Linked DNA regions of Homo sapiens: region 2 is linked to region 1. Evidence: chromatin loops called from intact Hi-C (ENCODE). Cell type or tissue: CD4-positive, alpha-beta T cell. All regions are shown on one strand. Links, peaks and the distances in the headings refer to the core of each region. The heading gives the core; the rest is flanking DNA. Region 1 holds the start of UTP20 (UTP20 small subunit processome component). Region 2 holds the start of NUP37 (nucleoporin 37).

What was found. A loop is a pair of places that touch in the nucleus more often than their neighbours do. Peaks named below come from ENCODE experiments on the same cell type or tissue, not always from the same donor. Only the 100,000 strongest peaks of a DNase experiment are listed, where the experiment ranks them.
Region 2: a loop joins it to region 1, with 7 times the contacts of the local background. A loop is called at or near these places in 2 of 110 quality-filtered maps.

What each region holds. Positions count from the first base shown.
Region 1 is chr12:101,275,008-101,284,117 of GRCh38, forward strand. UTP20 (UTP20 small subunit processome component) reads left to right here and starts at 5,098. Exons shown (of 62, transcript NM_014503.3): 1 at 5,098-5,320; 2 at 6,109-6,189. The coding sequence starts at 5,276. RefSeq lists enhancers at 4,797-5,388, 5,122-5,171. In CD4-positive, alpha-beta T cell, for the core only: no CTCF peak of the experiment used is centred there; a DNase peak (open chromatin) is centred at 5,064; H3K4me3 peaks cover 1,760 bases.
Region 2 is chr12:102,115,978-102,125,087 of GRCh38, forward strand. NUP37 (nucleoporin 37) reads right to left here and starts at 4,137. Exons shown (of 10, transcript NM_024057.4): 1 at 4,073-4,137; 2 at 2,386-2,606. The coding sequence starts at 2,541. It overlaps PARPBP (PARP1 binding protein), which reads left to right and starts at 4,206. Exons shown (of 11, transcript NM_017915.5): 1 at 4,206-4,309; 2 at 7,909-8,064. The coding sequence starts at 7,912. RefSeq lists enhancers at 3,938-4,007, 5,052-5,609. In CD4-positive, alpha-beta T cell, for the core only: no CTCF peak of the experiment used is centred there; a DNase peak (open chromatin) is centred at 4,184; H3K4me3 peaks cover 1,912 bases; H3K27ac peaks cover 892 bases.

The DNA.
Region 1 (9,110 bases), core at 442-8,441:
ATAAAAATAAATTTCAAGAATATCATCTGGTATGCTGGGCATGGCAGCTCATGTCTGTAATGCCAGCACTTTGGGAAGCTGGAATAGGAAGATCACTTGAGCCCAGTAGTTCGAGATCAGCCTGGGCAACACAGCAAGACTCACCTCTAAAAATGTTTTTAAAATTAGCTGGACATGGTGATGCACACCTGTAGTATCTGTAGCTACCAGGGAGGCTGGGGTGGGAGGATCGCTTGAGCCAAGGAGCTTGAGGTTGGCAGTAAGTGACGATCGTGCCACTGTACTCCAGCCTGGACAACGGAGCGAGACACTCTCTTAAAAAAAAAAAGAAGAAGAAGAATATGTTTGGTAAACAAAACTTATCTGTGGGCTACCTGAGCTTATAGGCCCCACAAATCCGCAATTTCTGGTCTAATGTTTCTAATGCCTGAGCTTCAAAATAAGGAAAGGAGAATAGAAGCTCTGTGGTATCAGGGCTGAACATGATCACACAATGCAAAGGGAAACAATACTTAGTGTTTCTGTAACTCCTCTGTATTGGTTACAGGGGACTTTGCCTGCTTTATATCGAATGGTCTTCTTAGCAACCGTTAAGGGAAAAGGCAGAACTAGTTATTATGCCTGTTTTAAAGATGAGGAAACTGAGGCTGAAAGGTTAAGTCAGTTGCCCAGTTACTGGCTAATACATGAAAAATGCTAGAACTGGGACCCAGTTGTCCCAAATCCAAACTCCATGCTCTCACTGCTTCCTGATTTACACACACTGTCAACAATACACAGTTTTCTCAAGAAGAGATACGTGGATCAGCTTTCCTTACTACCACAGTCAAGAACTACTCGGCTGGGCAGGAGGATCGCTTGAGCCCAGGAGTTCAAGACCAGCCTGGGCAATGTAGTGAGACCCCTGTCTCTATTTAAGAAAAAACCAACAAAGAATTACTAAAACTTTCTCTTCTCTTTCTTTTTTTTACATTCACTTCCTTGGTCCCTTGTTCTGAGTCAAATCCTCTCTGCCCTGATACACAGCACTCCTTGAACTGCTTTCTAAACAAGACCATGCCACTAGGTCGACTTGCCCCCTTCCAGATCACCACATACAATGTGTTAATTACTAGACTTGATCTTAGCCAAAAGGCTGAGAAGCGATACAATGTATTAATTAATCTTTCAACGGTCTCATATGACTGTGAGAAGTGATACAATGTGTTAATCTTTCAACTGTCTCATATGACTGTTGACTTTCTCATATGTCTATCTCACTTTACAGATGAGAAAACCAAGGCTCTTCTTACCTCTGAGCTTCATCTTGTCCCTATTCTTTCCTATTATTAGTCCAAGGATGCTAAAGATGATACCCATGGCCAATGCTAATTTGACAGGGTGTGGCTTTGCCTTGGAAACTAAAAGTAACCAAATTTGTCTCAACCATTTTGAGACAAATGCCTATACTCCTCCCTCTACCTAGATAACACCATTCATGTCCATTCCTTGCCTGGCTAATTCCTATTCATTTTCCAGGTCTCAGCTTAGATGTCACTTCCCCCAAGAAGCCTTCTCTGGATTCCACTTTCTTGTCTAGGCTGGGTAAACTCCTCATGTGCTTTCTTCCCTTCCTTTCCCTCCTCTCCCCTCCCTTCCTTTCCTTTACTTTCCCTTCTTTCTCCCTCTCCTTCCTTCCTTTTTTTTCTTTCAAGACAGGGTCTCACTCTGTTACCCAAGCTGGAGTGCAGTCGCAGGATCACAGCACTGGAGCCTTGACCTCCTGGATCAAGTGTTCCTCCCACCTCAGCCTCCTGAGTAGCTGGGACTACAGGTGCACATCCCCATGTCTGGCTAATTTTTGTATTTTTTGTAGAGATGGGATTTCGCCTTGTTGCCCAAGACTGGTCTCAAATTTCTGGGTTCAAGCAATCCTCTCACCTTGACCTCCCAAAGCTCTGGGATTACAGGCATGAGCCACTGGGCCTAGCTCTTACATGCTCTTAAAGTTTCTTGGCTTGAAATTGCAGCACGCTAAGCAATAAGGAAACAAAAATTAAAAAGCAAAACTTCCAGGAGCGCCCTATAAAGCTTAAGAATAAAAGAATGAAAAAATAATGTATGTTATTTACTGGCTGGAGTAGTTAGGACAGGCAGAGCCCTAATGGAAAAAGGATATAAAGGATGGTATAGGATATTCATCCTATACCTTGACAGAGGACAAACGCTGGAAGCAAGGAAATGTTTATAAGAAACACTCGTGCTCTTCACGGATGCTTTCGGTATTCCATTAAAGCTTAGAAACTTAGTTTTGAGAGATACCAAAAATCATGTGGTGCAATTCACATCCAATGCTGGAACTATATTACTCTTAAATTTGTCCGGGTCAATGTAAGTATTATAAGCTTTGTTAATTCAACAGACATTCATTAAACAACTCTTATGTTCAAGGGAACTGATGACACAAAGTTGAAAAAGTATAAGGTGTCAGCCCTTAAGGAACTTGTCAGGTAGCCAGGTAGTAGAGAATAAATGGTCATTTATTTATCCACTTAGCAAACATTTATTTCATGCTCTATGCACCAACACAGTATCTTGAAAGACTGGTATTATTGTCATCTCTATTTTATAGATGAGGAAATTGGGTCTCAGAAAGGTTAAGTAATTTCTGAGCTTGCGCAATTATGGTGTCTGGCACATTCTAAGCATCTTTTATCCATTAGCTTATTTACTCTGCATAATCACCACCCGTGAGGTAGCTACTTTTGTTAGCTTCATTTACATATACGGAAATGTCATTCTGAAAGGGTAACTGACCCTACTAATAAATGGCAGAACCAGGATTACCTCCAGACAACCTGGTTCCAGCATCTATGCTCTCAACCACCATGTTCTATTGACATATTGTTAAGCCAGTCAGAGTCAAGTCAGTGTGTGAGGGTCATGTAATGAAGAACAATGCAAACAATAAATGGTCAATATAACTTGTGTCAGTTCTTTCAGTTTCTTTGATTTTTCTCTTCACTCCTTATTGTCCAGTTAACTCCATTACCAAAAATAAATTGCAGAGAAGGAAAATGGCACAATGATGTGGGGGTGATTTTGGCAACAGGTTGGGAAAATATTGCTTTGAGTGGGGGCTTCTACCCTCAGTTAACTGCAGGCTTCTAACTCTCTGAAACGTGCACATTTTAGTGTGGATGAGCTTCTTTGCATCTTTCTGGGAGAAGTTCTACAGCTTTCTTAGATTTCCCTGTGACCCATAAAAGGCTTTTAAAAAAAAAAGACCAATTATTAGCCTACTGAAAGCCAATGGAACATTAGGCACGTCAATATTTTATTATAAAAAAATCTATAAATGCTATGGAGGCATTAAAATATTTAGAACAACCCTGTGGTGACACAGAAAATGTTGATGTGATAATGCCAATAACAATTTGAAAGTGTTATGTTCACTTTCTCAACTCTGATTACCTCCTCAATCCATGCATATTTCACTTCCTTTCTTCCAACTAGACTGTACTTAGCAAGGTCACCAGTGACCTTCACCTTGTCAGATCCAGCAACCACTTCTCTATCCTCGAATTTGCAGTATAGTTGGCCACCAGCTCTGCTTCCATGCCATAACTAGTCTGTTTCTACCTTACTGGCTCTCTTTCCCAGTCGCAAATGCCTCACACTTGAGGTATTTAGGTGTATTTAAGTCACGTCTGCAGCCCAGACTGCTACAGTGAGCTCTGTACAACAATATATCCAATTGTCTACTTAACATCACTCCTTGACTAAAATGTAAGCATCTCAGACCAAGTATTTCCAGTCTGGGCATGGTGGCTCACCCCTGTAATCCCAGCACTTTGGGAGGCCAAGCCAAGAGGACTGCTTGAGTCCAGAAGTTTGATACCAGCCTGGGCAATATAGCAAGATCCCATCTCTACAAATAATAATAATAATAATAATAATAATAATAATAATAATAAAAGAGCTGGGTGTGGTGGTGCATGCCTGTAGCCCTAGCTACTTGGGAGGCTGAGGTGGGAGGCTCACTTTAGCCCAGGAATTGAAGGCTGTGAATATTTTCAAATAATTAATTAATACTATTATTGCCTTTCTCGTTTGGCTCCCAGAACAGTACCTGGTCCACAGAGGACTCTCAAGAAATAGTTGCTGAATGAATGAATGAATGTAAAATGGGGTAAATAATTATATTTTTAAATTATTTTTTAAAATTGTACATATATGTATATATAACTGTACAATTTAACAACATGCTATGTGTAGACATTAAAGTGATGGGAAAAACACCAAACATTAACAGCGGTTGTGCATGAAATTAAAAGATTTTTCTTAAAACTCCTTCTCTATTTTTCAATTTTATTTACAGCGTAGTGGTTAAGAATACCAAAATTTAGAGTCTGAGTGAAGACTGCCAGTTACCAGCTGCACAACCTTGGTTTCCTCTTGTGTCAAATTGGCTTAAAAATATACACAGTACCGGCCAGGCGCGGTGGCTCACACCTGTAATCCCAGCACTTTGGAAAACCGAGGCGGGCGGATTGCCTGAGCTCAGGAGTTCGCGACCAGCCTGGGCAACAAGGTGAAACCCCGTCTCTACTAAAATACAAAAGAATTAGCCGGGCGTGGCGGCGGGTGCCTGTAGTCCCAGCTACTTTGGACGCTGAGGCAGGAGAACTGCTTGAACCCGGGAGGCGGAGATTGTAGTGAGCCGAGATCGCGCCACTGCCCTCCAGCCTGGGAGACAGAGTGAGACTCCGTCTCAAAAAAAAAAAAAAAAAAGTATATATCTATATATAGATATATAGATAGACGCAGTACCTCCTTTGTATTAACATCCCTAATAAGCTTTACTGTGAAATTATGGATGAAAGGATCTTTGCACGATGCAGGTACGTAGTGAGGGACAGTAATGTTAGTTGATAACGATTACAGGTATGTTTTATTTTATAATGAAAATACATTTGTCTTCTAAACCTTTACCGAAGGGAGTGAAAAGAACACCTCACCCAAACGCCCGCCCTTATGTGCGCAGCCCCGCCTCCTGTAGGCCCCACCCCACCAAAGGGTGCGCCTGCGCCGTTCTTTTTTCCGTCCACGTGACCCACTCAGGCTCCTCCTTGTCTCCAACATGGCGGCGCCCAGGGGCTCAAGCCGCACGTGAGAAAGTCTGGGCATCTGGGAATCGGAGAGTATAGCCTGTGAGCCGCTTTCCCCTCCTTACTGTCGGTTGCATCCCTTCGACACTCCCGAGGCCGTCGCGGGCCACTGGCCCTCTGCAGCCATGAAGACAAAGCCCGTTTCCCACAAGACCGAGAACACCTACCGGGTGAGCGCGGGAGCTTAGGCAGGGAGCCGCGGGTCTCCGCTGCCTCAGTCGTGAGACAGGCTCTGAGCGAGACTCCAGGGGCCTCAGACTTCTGGGCCGAGTGTGTCACTTTCCTGGAGGCTCCGGCGAAAGAGGGAGACACTGGATGTAGTAAACATGGGTTGGAGGAGGAAAGAAGTGTGGACAGCAAGTTTCACCCATGTTTTATGGGGTCTGGCCAGTCCTGGGAATTTCCTGTAGTCCAGAATTAAATTCACTATTCCAGGAGATTGCTTAGGACCAATTCTCCCCTGCTCTTTTATCTTTAAAGACCGAATTGGGCGAGTCGGCTGGCGGTGAGTGATTCCCAGCTAAGGGCAAATATACAGCGCTTTCTCTGTTTGCCCCTTGATAGATTGTTTCCAGGTCTTCCTTAGGATACAATCATAGGTCTGTATATGTTTAAAAACACTTTTATTGCAGCGACTTTGCTAGGTCCCCATGCTTATGGGAGGGTATGAAACCTAATAGATCTAGCGAGACTAATTGCCAGCATCCACCTAGGCTCACCAGTCTGGCAATGGAAATTTTATTTGAAATGACATAGCTGAGAGAAATTATGCAAACATAGAAGTATTCATTATCTTTGAACAGTGATGCAGTAAATTTGTTTACGGCCGTATGTTTTTCAGTTTATTTTTCCACTTATCCTTTGTGATTAGAGATGCCTACATGCAGCATTCAAATAGATATTAAAGATCTGATAAATTTTAATTAATTATGTATCTTAAATATACTTTCCCTTCCAGTTTCTTACATTTGCTGAACGACTGGGGAATGTTAATATTGATATTATTCACCGGATTGATAGAACTGCAAGCTATGAGGAGGTAAGAGAATGTGATACTAGTCAATCTTCAAGTGTTCATGGTGTTTTAGTTTCTTCTGTTAGTAGAAGTGAATTGTTTTTCAAGGTATTCCTTTTTGGACATGAAATGCTTTAGACCTGTGCTGTTTCATACAGTAGCCACATATGACAAATTGGATTTAAAGTAAATTAAAAATTTGGGTGCCCAAATGTGGCTAGTTGCTAACATATTGAATAAATATAGAATTGGAACATTTTCATCTTTGCAGAAAGTTCTGTTGGGTGAAGCTCTATTAGACAATTGACTTGACTTTCAGCTGTCTTTGTGATTCTAGCCTCTCCCTTTCCCTTATGCATTCCAAGCACTGCTGCAGATCCATATTCCTGAAGCTATAACTTTAAAGTGATTTTGAGGAAGCCCTTTTCCCGGGGCTTAATTTTCTCCTTTATAAAAATAAAGGGGCTAGACTACATAATATTTTCCAGTTTTAACCATACTCTGACTCTGTCATCCCTTTATTTTACTTTTATTTATTTATTCATTTTTTTGAGATGGAGTCTCGCTCCGTCTCCAGGTTGGAGTGCAGTGGCGTGATCTTGGCTCACTGCAATCTCCACCTCCCAGGTTTAAGCGATTCTCCTGCCTCAGCCTCCCGAGTAGCTGGGATTACAGGTACGTGCCACCACACCCAGCTAATTTTTGCATTTTTAGTAGAGACGGGGTTTTGACATGTTGGCCAGGATGGTCTCAATCTCCTGACCTCGTGATCTGCTCGCCTTGGCCTCCGAAAGTGCTGGGATTACAGGTGTGAGCCACCACGCCCGGCCTTGTCATCCTTTTATGCAGAAGTCTTTTTCTGCATCATGTCGTTATTCCTCCTAGCATTTTAAGGTCGTACGTAACATGCCTATACCTTGGCGATCCAATCTCAGTTCGTAATATTCTTCTTTACTATAATCAGACTCCACTCGCTGGGTCTTTGAATGCATTATCTCCACTGTGTAAATTCAATGTGTTAAATGATGTCGTCTAGGTGAGCACATTGTGCTTTGAGAACTCATAGTAAAGGGAACCTAACCTACATTCTTTAGGGGTGTCAAAAAAACGGTGATCTAGACGAGGTGACACCTGAATTTTGTTTATATAGGTTTTAGCATGGTAAAGAGGACAGGAAAGCCTGTTCCAGGCTGAGGGAGAAGCCTATATAAAGGAACAGAAGCTAGAGAATGCATGTCACATTCAAGAAACTGCAAAGCAGTCCAGTGTGGTTATAGGTGTGTATAGGGTGTTTTTTTTTTGTATTCATGGTGACTGGGATGGGGCAAGGGGGCAACTGGTGAGATAAAGCTGGAGAAATAGGCAAGGATCATAAAGGACTTCATATGTGAAGCTAAGTTGGGGTTTTATCCTGAAGCTGTAGGGACTTAGAGTTCTAGGACTGTAAGCAGGGGAATGAATGACATGATCAGGTTTAAATTTTCAATCTCTCTGGCTTTAGTGTGGAGAAAAGAGCAGGACTGCAGTTCTTCATCATGTCATGATTCCTCTGCTAGCCTTTTAAGGTCCTGTGTAACATGCCTTTAACTTGGAGATCCAATCTCAGTTGTCCAGTTGTGAGGATTTGACTGTTATCTAAGTAAGAAATGATTATGGTAGCAGCAATCAAGATAGAGAGAAGAGAAAGATTCCAGAGATGTTGAGGAAGTAGAATGAATGGATAGGACTTGTGACCTACTGGGTTTGCAGCAAGGAAGATAATGAGGTTAAGGCTGAATGGTTGAGGATGTTACTCATCAAGATATATTTATAGGTAAAGGAGCACAAGGTTGTAAAGATAAGATAATTAGTTCCATTTGGGGCTTGAATTTGAAATACCTTTGGCCATCCAAATGATAGTGTCCAAAAGATGTTTGTATATATGGATCTGGAGTATAGGTGACTTCAGAGGTGAAATTACAGATTTGGCATTTAGAATATGATTAATAATTTAAGCCACAGGAGAGGTTGAAGGTATCAAGAGGCAGTGTTAAGAAGGCAGAGAAGACAGCCTGAAATTAGAATCCTGGACTGGATGGTCCAGAATGGCCTCTGTCACGTGTCTGGCAGTTGGCTGTGGCTTGTTGATCTTGGTTCTTTTCATGGCCTCTTATTCCCCAATAAGCTAGACTAGGCTTCTTTTCATGGTGGCAGAATCTTTTCAATAGAGTGAAGGCAGAAGCTGTCAAGACCTCATAAAGTTTTGCTTTGGTCATGAGAGTCACTTTCATCGCATGTTATTAGTCAAAGCAAGTCAGGAGGCCAGGCCAGATTCAAAGGGTGAGGAAACAGACTCCGTCTCTTGGTGAAAGGAGCTCCAGAGTTACCTTGCAAAAGGACGTGACATGGTCTCTCACACATAGCTGACATACGCCAGGTCTGTGCTAGGCTAGAAATGCGTTCTGCATTTAAGTTTTAAACTGTGTTGCATATTTTCTTTCTGCCTTAAAGGACATGAAAATGCCTTAAAGGACATGAAAACAACAACAAAAAAATTTTAATATTTTTACTTTTGAAAAATAGAGATAGGATCTCGTGTTGTTGCCTAGGCTAGTCTCAAACTCCTGGGCTCAAATGCTCTTCCTGCCTCAGCCTCCCACTGTTGGGATTACAGGCATGAGCCATTGTCCCCAGCCTAAAACAAAATTTAATGGGATTCTCTTTCTTTTCTGCCTTTTTTTTTAATTTTTAGTTTTTAATATTTGTGGTTACATAGTATCTATTCTGCCTAACTATTGATTTTAAAGATTTCCAAAGAACAGTTTAAGGATTTTTTTTTTTGATATTGTAGATTTGGCATGCTGTTTGCATGTGTGCTTATGTGTTTATTCTCTCTTTTTTCTCTCTCTCTATAAACACATATTTGTATTTATTTTTATTTTTATTTCAACTTTGATTTTAGATAC
Region 2 (9,110 bases), core at 784-8,783, 840 kb after region 1:
GATGCAGAATATAATTTGTGTTTACTATTGTCCAAATTAATAAAAATCTAATTTTTTCCTTAGTAATTTGGGCACGAGACCTACATTGCTAATCTCACAGGTATGAGGGTAACTGAGACAATACATGTGACCATAAACTATAACAGAACACAAATGTTTATACTAGTTCTTTTTTCTCATGTTAGTCATTTTCCTTCTTTCTCCCAACTTCTCCCTCTCTCATCTTTGCCTCTCTTTTCCTAATTTGTTCTCCACTGACTTTCTCCCTCAACATTTCTTAATCATAAATGAGATAAACATTTTTCAGTGTTTGCGAATACAATCCTATGTTGTTATTAATTTTAAAAGTAATGAAGTAAAAATTAGTTTTACCTGTAGGAGGCTGCTTTACTCTTTTGTACATTGGTGGCTTGCATTAGAGAAATGGTTTTTCCTCAGTCTTTTTCAAGTACGTAACATTGTCTTAATCATATGACTTTTTATGATCCTAAACCATGTCCATGTAAGTCAGGCTAGGGTCATATTTAGTCTAAAAGCTATTAATTTCTACTCCCACCCAAACAGACAGTACGAAATAGGCTAGGAGCTGTCATATTCTACTCAGACAGCAACAAACTGAAACTTTCAATTCACACTTCCTCTTAAATATGACTATATTCCAATTTGTAAAGCTTTATATATTCATTGTGCTATAAAATGCCAAATTGCATTTTTGATGTCAGAATACTGTAAGATACAGAATTGCCGCTGGGCATGGTGGCTCACGCCTGTAATCCCAGTACTTTGGGAGGCTGAGGCGGGCGGATCACGAGGTCAGTTCAAGACCAGCCTGACCAACATGGTGAAACCCCGTCTCTACTAAAGATACAAAAAAGTTAGCTGGGCATGGTGGCACGTGCCTGTAATTCGAGCTACTCAGGAGGCTGAGGCAGGATAATTGCTTGACCTCGGGAGGCAGAGGTTGCAGTGAGCAGAGATCGCACCACTGCACTCCAGCCTGGATGACAGAGCGAGACTCCGTCTCAAAACAAAACAAAACAAAAACAGAATTGCCTTCTCAGTAAAGGAGGAAATAACATTTATAATAACTATCACTTTAGTGATAGTTATTTTAAATCTTTGAAAATTGGACACTTCCAAATTACCGTGCTCATTATAATTTGAGAAATACGGTTCTATTAATAATATTCTGCTAGGCCAGGCAGGGTGGCTCACACCTGTAATCCCAGCACTTGGGAGGCCGAGGTAGGCAAATGACTTGAGGTCAGGAGTTCGAGACCAGTCTGGCCAACATCATGAAACCCCCTACTAAAAATACAAAAATTAGCTGGGTGTGGTGGTGCATGCCTGTAATCCCAGCTACTTGGGAGGCTGAGGCAGGAGAATCAACTGAACCCGGGAGATGAAGGTTATAGTGAGCCGAGGTTGACCTCCAGCCTGGGCGACCAAGCAAAACTCTGTCTGAAAAAAAAAAATAAAAATAATAATAATACTCTGATAGACAAAGGATTAACCAGATAGTCCTGAGGGTTGAACCTTCATTGTTCCAAGTCTCTCTTACATGTAAAACTAGCTTTCCTCTGGGAAAACATGGTTTATGTTCACCACAAAGCAATCTTACTTTGGTGATTAAACCTGAGAGTGTTACCACTGCTCGTATCAATGACAACTAAAACATACATATGGATTACAATGTTGTCAGATGCCCTCTTGGAATTTTTATTTAGTATATTTACATATACTAAAATTCAAGCATTAGTTTCCTCATGTTTACAGGAGATGCTAAATATCTTATTCAAGGTCTCATAGCTAGTAAGAAGTAAGTAAAGCAGGAGTAAACATGTAGGCATTCCAGTTCTAGAATTCATGCTCTTAATGGCTATGCTTAACTGCCTGCTCAATTAATATGACTCCATATTCTGCATACATTAGATGCACAAAAAGTATGACAGCATACTAATAGGAAAGCTGAATATTATAAAAGCTATAAAATCTCCTGGAAGATTGTTTTTTGGGCTCTCAACATTAGCTGGTTTTGTATGTCAAAGCAGGATGTAGAAAAACCGTAATTAATTGGATCTCATTTATATTGTTTTTTTCCTGTACATACCAATGTTCAGTTAATCATAGCCTTCACTTATCAGAATATTCCATTAATGATCATGAGGCAAAAGTGAAGCCTCATACCATTCTTTTTCACTATCTATATAATGTTTACATAAATCTCAGGCACATATAACTGGGAACATCTTTCTCTATGGATCTTATCTTTTTTTTTTTTAACATTCAAACTCAATATACTTTCAAAGTTTAGATTTGGTTTGTGTAAGTTCTCTTAGTAGTGAAATATGTTCACTGTCATTCGGTGCAGTTTTGTAGACTAACCTGAAACGTACACGTGCCAATGACCACATAATTATTGCCACCATATGCAATTAGGTTTCCTGAATCCCCATTCTCAAAGGGATTAAATTCTACCACATGCACATAATCTTCACAATCCACAGTGTAGGCAGCATTTCTTGAGGCATCTTGCTTCATCTTGTATGTCAAAATTCAAGCAGTTGTGAAAATTAAATAGCCTTCTACTGGACAAGGTCACGAAACTGTGGATTAGAGCACAGGTACAATTACAATGGTCAATATGTTAGTCATTCAGCAAATGCATCAAAATAAGGTTGTGGTGTTACAATGAGACAGAAAGCTCAAAAGAAACATTTAAAGTACTTATCAAGGGACAGAAACTGCAGGAAAAATATTAAATCTAGTTATTAATGGTTCCACATTTGCTCCACAGCTCTTTCCCATATCTGTGATTCTAGCAGACAATAACACTGCAAAGTTCTGTTTAGATTATCTAAAACAAATAGTATTTCATCTGAAGATGGAATCATTTTAACAGCAAATGTTAATAAAAATTAATAACTTTTATGAACCACTATTTGTAGGTACCATATTAAGCATTTTACTGACATGATCACATCTGGTATCTGTACAAATCTAAAGGCAGGTACTACCTCTGGTCTCCATTTTGTAGATGGAGAAACTGAGGCTTCAGTAGGTTAACTAACTTGCCAAGCTCATAAGCAGGGCCAGGATTTGGAAGACTTCATTGTGTGTGGAGAACCAGCGCTAATGAAGAAAAAAACAGCCTCCTGGCTTGAAGGAGACCACAGTTTAGGGATAGTTATGACTCAACGTGAAAAGGGCTATAATATAAACAGATAGAAAATACAGGATCTGTTGTTAAGGAGTACCAAAATGTGTGATATAAAAATAATGTTCAGGGGGTTGGGCGGAGGGAGAGCATCAGGATAAATAGCTAATGCATGTGGAGCTTAATACCTAGGTGATGGGTGTGCAAACCACCATAGCACACGTTTTACCTTTGTAATAAACCTGCACGTCCCGCACACGTATCCCGGAACTTAAAAATTAAAATAATAATATTCTTAAAACTAGGCAGAAGACCTTAACCTGTCAGGGACTAGTGTGCATTCTGGAAGTAGCATTCCCACATGAGAATTATGGGTTTTAGAGTTTTTGGTTTTTTAAAAAATTCGACACAAGGGTTGTCCTGAAAACAGCTGGACTCAGTAACAAACATATCAAGCACCTTAAGAGTATGTACTGAGAATGAGTCCCACCTCGAGACGCTTATAAACTAGTAACTTTAGGAATGGACATCAGGGACTGGAGACTTTTGAAGGGTGACCAGCAAGTGTTATGGACACGGAGACAGAGAGGTATAGAAGTGCAAGAGATTCGAGGTCACGAAATTGTTCCGTCCCTACACCTACTGCTCATTAAAGCAGTGGCCGGGGCCTCACCGTACACGTTGGACAGGACTTGCCCCTGTAAAACTACAACGGCAGAGAAGAAGGGAGGGAACAAGATAAGTCTCTGCAATGAGCGCCGACACCTCTCCCCGGGCCAGGCGAGTTCCTCAAGACCCCGCTCCCACCTCCCGGGGCCCGAAGTGGGAAGGAAGAACTCCTGGGAATAGAGTGGCAAGGCTGGGCGGCCGGCAGAAAAGCATCCCGGCCTCTCGGGCTCCCAGCTCGATACGCACCGCAGAGCGCCAGGAACCGACCAGAGGCAGGCTGGTCTTCCTTGGGGGCTGCCGCGACGCGCTGTGGCTCTGCTTCCGGGTCGGAGGGCGAGCGCAGCGATTGGCTCCCGGGGCCTCCCGCGAGGTTTGAACTGTATTCAGCGGCGACAGCGGCGACTGCGGCGGCCGCGGGAGGGCATCCCGTTGGGGATCCTTCCGCACACTGAAGAGTACGTCTTCGGGTCTACCCCTAATCACGTAAGTCTCGCGTCTGCCCTACCTGCCCTGTCGCATTTTTAAGTGGTGATTCAGGCTGTGGCTTTTGAGGGTGTTTTGCACTGTAATACCTCGGTCGTAGCAAAGTGCCGTGGGACCGAAGTATTATGGTGCAGTGACTTGACGCTCGAGCCTGGTTGGGCCTGGGGGCTGTAGGCGGAGTTCACAGTATCTAGCGATGGAGCTGGTAGGTCCTGAGGGTTCGTCTGCAGCTTGGAAGACAGGCCCGTAGAGGCCTGCTTAACTTCCATTAGTTAGGCAGGAAACCTGGGTTCTAGTCCCACTATGTACACGGACTCCAATTCCTCAACTTTCTCCTACTCCTGATTAGTTACAGCCTCCCAAGGAACCTTTGGGACTTGCACTCGAACACTGATAATGATGTTGAGTGCAATTTTTAAATTGAGCACCTACTAAATGCCTGGCACTAGGTGGGTTATGTACTTGTTTCACTAACGTCTCATTCTGTGAGGTAGGAATTCCCTTCCTGGTTTTGCAGGTGAAGAAACTTATGCTCATTAGAGATTTTAAATACCGAAGGACTACAGGTCATAAAGGGGGAGCCTGGAAGTGATATCTGACTCGGAAGTGTAGTTCTTTCAACCATTTCACACTGCCTGCCCAGTGACAATTTTCTGTCTCACAGTTTTTGCTCTAGAGCAACTTGGAATCCAATTTTTTAAAAACAAGTGTTATCGCTGCTGCCTTTGGCTACTGTTTTTTTGTATAGTGCAGCCTGCCATTCAGAGTGCTTGCATATTTATTGTCTCATTGACTTCTCACAAGGGACTGGAAGGCAAGTATTTCTGTGTGATGATGCCTCCACCTAGGAACCACGTGTAAGGCTTATGGCATAGGCTCCCACAGCCAGCTAGCTACAGGAAGAGCTGGGACTAGACCAGGGGTTGGCAAACTGGCTGTGCTGCCTGTTTTTGTGCAGCCAGCTCCTGAGCTAAGAAGGAGTGTTACGTGTTTATATGGTTGGGGGAAAAAATGAAAAGAATAATGTTTTGTGATGTGTAAAAATTACATGAAATTCAAATTTCAGTGTCCATAAAAAAAGTTTTATTGGAGCACAGCTATACTCATTTGTTTGTTTATGTATGTCCATGGCTATTTTCACACTAGAAGGTCAAAGTGAGTAGTTGTGCATGCCTCAAATATTTACTGTTTGTTCCTTTAGAAAAAATTAGCTGATCCCTGAATGAGACTCTTGGTTTTCTGTCACCATAGTAATGCTCTTTTTTTTTTTTTTTTTTTTTTTTTTAAGACAGAGTCTCACTCTGTCACCTAGGCTGGAGTGCAGTAGTGCTATCTTGGCTCACTGCAACTTCCGCCTCCCTGGTTCAAGCGATTCTCCTGTCTCAGCCTCCCAAGTAGCTGGGGTTAGAGGCACACACCACCACACCCAGCTAATTTTTAGTAGACAGGGTTTCACCATGTTGGCCAGGTTGGTCTCGAACTCCTAACCTTAGGTGAGCCTCGGCTTCCCAAAGTGCTGGGATTACAAGTGTGAACCACCATGCCCAGGCAATGCTCTTTTACTTTTAACTCAAAACAACTTAGAAACTCATAATGCATGATAATAGCTAATGTGCTTTTATACATGCCAGGCACTGTTCTAAAAGCTTTACTTGTGTTTATGTCGTTGACTTGTCATAAAACCCTATGGGATAGGGTTTTCATTTTCATTATGAGGAAGCTGAGGCAGGGAAAGGTGATGTAACTTGGCCAAGATCTCGCAGCCAGTAAGTGGTGGAGCCACATTTCAGAATGGCCTAATTCCCAAGTGAGTCTTCATTCATAGCAATCAAATCTCATAATACTACCTTTAAATAATACCAGTAAGTAATTTACTCCTAAAAATGTATTTCAGGCAAAGTGACCATGTCACTGAAGCTGACAGTTCTTCACTTTCTTTTTTCTTTCAAGAGATGAGGGTGATTTTTTGAAGAGAAATACAATTCTTAGCTATTTACTAGGATTTGCATTTATGTAAATAATTAATCTCTAATCTTCTACCTGTATCTTTAAGTTGCATCATAGATTGTGTCTATAATTTAATTATATTGCAAGTGGCATGTATCTTTGCTCTTGATTATACAAACCAAAGTAAACATCTAGGATTCTGTTTATGCCACATAAAAATAGAAGAAAAGGATAGCAGAAGGAGTCAGGAAATGGAATAAGTACAGGAAAATACCCAAAATAAGATGATGGGCATGTGAGTATGTTGAGACTTGAGTACTTAAAGTAGGAAAAAAACTTTTAGCAGGCATGTCTGTAAACTCAGAGAAAGGAATTGGATGCCTTATATAGTCTTGGGTATATGAAACATTGGCACTACCTCAAATTATTTTGAAAGGCTTTTGTGTGCATCAGGAGAAGTTACTTAACATGATGCTTTAAGAACACAGCTTATAGAGTTAGACATATTAAGTTTATGCTGTTTGTCCACTTACAAGCTGAGTGACGTGGAGGTTATTAGGTAAAATAAGGATAATAACAGACCTGTCTTATTGGACACTTATGACAGTCGAGTGAGGTAATCAATATTAAGCTTTTGAAAAGTATCTCCACCAAGTTAGCTCCTAAATATTAGTTATTTTATTGGTTATGTAGTACGGTGTAACAAACCATTTCAAAAGTTAAGGTTTTAAAATAACCATTTCCTTCTGATTCTGTGGATCAGCAGTTTGGGTGGGACACTGCTTGGTGATACTCTAGTGGTCATACAGGACACAATTCCTCCTGTTGTAATAGGTGGTGACAACACATGTGAAATGTCTACCAGGGAAGCTTATTAGAGACTTAATGCCCAGGGTTTTTATTGGGGGCTAAATGCAAAGGCATCCACTGTCTGACATGTACCAAAATTCCAGACTCGCAAGTGTTTAGCATAAACTATATTGTTTGTATGAACAGTTTAGCACAGTGAACCACTCTTACTGGAAACACTCCTGAAATCTAAGCTCCCAAACTGGACTCCAGCTTCAAAGGAGAGCATTCAGGCCTATTGTATTAGTACTTCTGCACACACCACTTAAGGCCTAAGCTCAGAACTCCCACAGCGTCATTCTTGCCACATTCTATTGGTTAAATCAAGTCACAAGCCTGGTCCAGATTCAAAAGGGTAGAAAAATAGGCCACCTCTTTTGGGACAACGTAGGATGGGAGGAAATTGGCTTTTTAGGTTTTTTTTTTTTTTTCCCAATTTATCAGACTTATTACCTATCTCAAAACAAATATATATATTTAAATACAGCTTTAATTAGGTATATTTGTAATTATAAGTTTGCAGTAAATTTGCATGTCTGTTTTTGTGTGAATTTTCAGAATTGAAGGCTACATTTTGTTCTTTCAGAAGGTTTGGCTTAAGAAACCAAAGGGGAGGGAAATATGATTGCGCAGAAATTGTATTATTTTGTTTTCCTAAATTTAATTAAAAGCAATCTTGGTAAATATGAAATGACCTCTCATTCACTATATGTTTTTCTCTATCTGTGCTTGCCTATACATGTTAAATGTTAATTTCAGGTTAACATAAGATACTTTAACTTTGTATTCTGTCCTACTTTAAGATAATGGCTGTGTTTAATCAGAAGTCTGTCTCGGATATGATTAAAGAGTTTCGAAAAAATTGGCGTGCTCTTTGTAACTCTGAGAGAACTACTCTATGTGGTGCAGACTCCATGCTCTTGGCATTGCAGCTTTCTATGGCGGAGAACAACAAACAGGTTGGTAAACTATATTTGGGTTAACTTGTTTTTTTAAAGCAAAATTTCATTGCTGCCCATTTGAATAAACTTAAGCTTAAGAATATTAATTTCTTTACATTATGTGCCCTTCTGTGATAATACACCATTTTCACAAATGCCTCTGTGTATCTGTGTCAGAATGTTATGATAGAATTTGAAATGAATTATTTCAAAATTAAGCTCTTATGTATGGTTATACACGGGACATGCATATTTGATGTTTAATAGGAAGATTTAGGATAAACATGTAACTATTATTATTGTGGTCAAATTATTTTTATTTAATAAGACTTTTTTCATTCCCTAAACTTTTAAAAACTACTGGCTCTTGTACCCCAATCCTGGAAATTCTTCCAATCTGCACCGGGATACTGGAAACTGCCTTTAAAAAATTTCCACAAAGTGATTCTTACTTAGGTAGCTTGAGCCAAACTAGCGTTTGGATTTAAGCCGTAGATTAAGGGTTAGAGGTGTTCAGATGAGAGAAGGATGAATGTAGGATAGAGTGGTAAGGAAAGGCTTTGTGATATTAGATAGATTTTAGATAAAGGAAGAGAAGGCTGTAGAGGAGGTATGATGAGGAAAGTCAGTTCAGAAGAAGGGTTCAGGGGAATCAAAGTCATGGTATGAACTTGGCAAAGATACTGGCTTGACTAGAGAAGAGGATTTTTGAAGGGTAGAATTAGCTTCAATGGGTCTGTTGGGCTAGATATTGAAATGACATTCTGATGAGTTATTTTAATTTTATATGTCAGTAGTTTCCAGATTTTTAGATTCCATAGACAGTAAAATTTCTAAAAAATTATTAGACACTGACAGATTTTAACCATTTCTCATTTTTGCAAATAAGGCCATTGAGAAAAAATAGTTACTATATACTATGATCATCATTTTGAAAAAGGAAGAATATTTTAACACTTAAAAATTAAAAAGTATAAAATCTTAAAACAGGGATAGTGTTTTCTACCTGTGAATAGTTGGCAGTTTTGCATATTTTAAACAATGCATGTTAAGATAAATTTTGA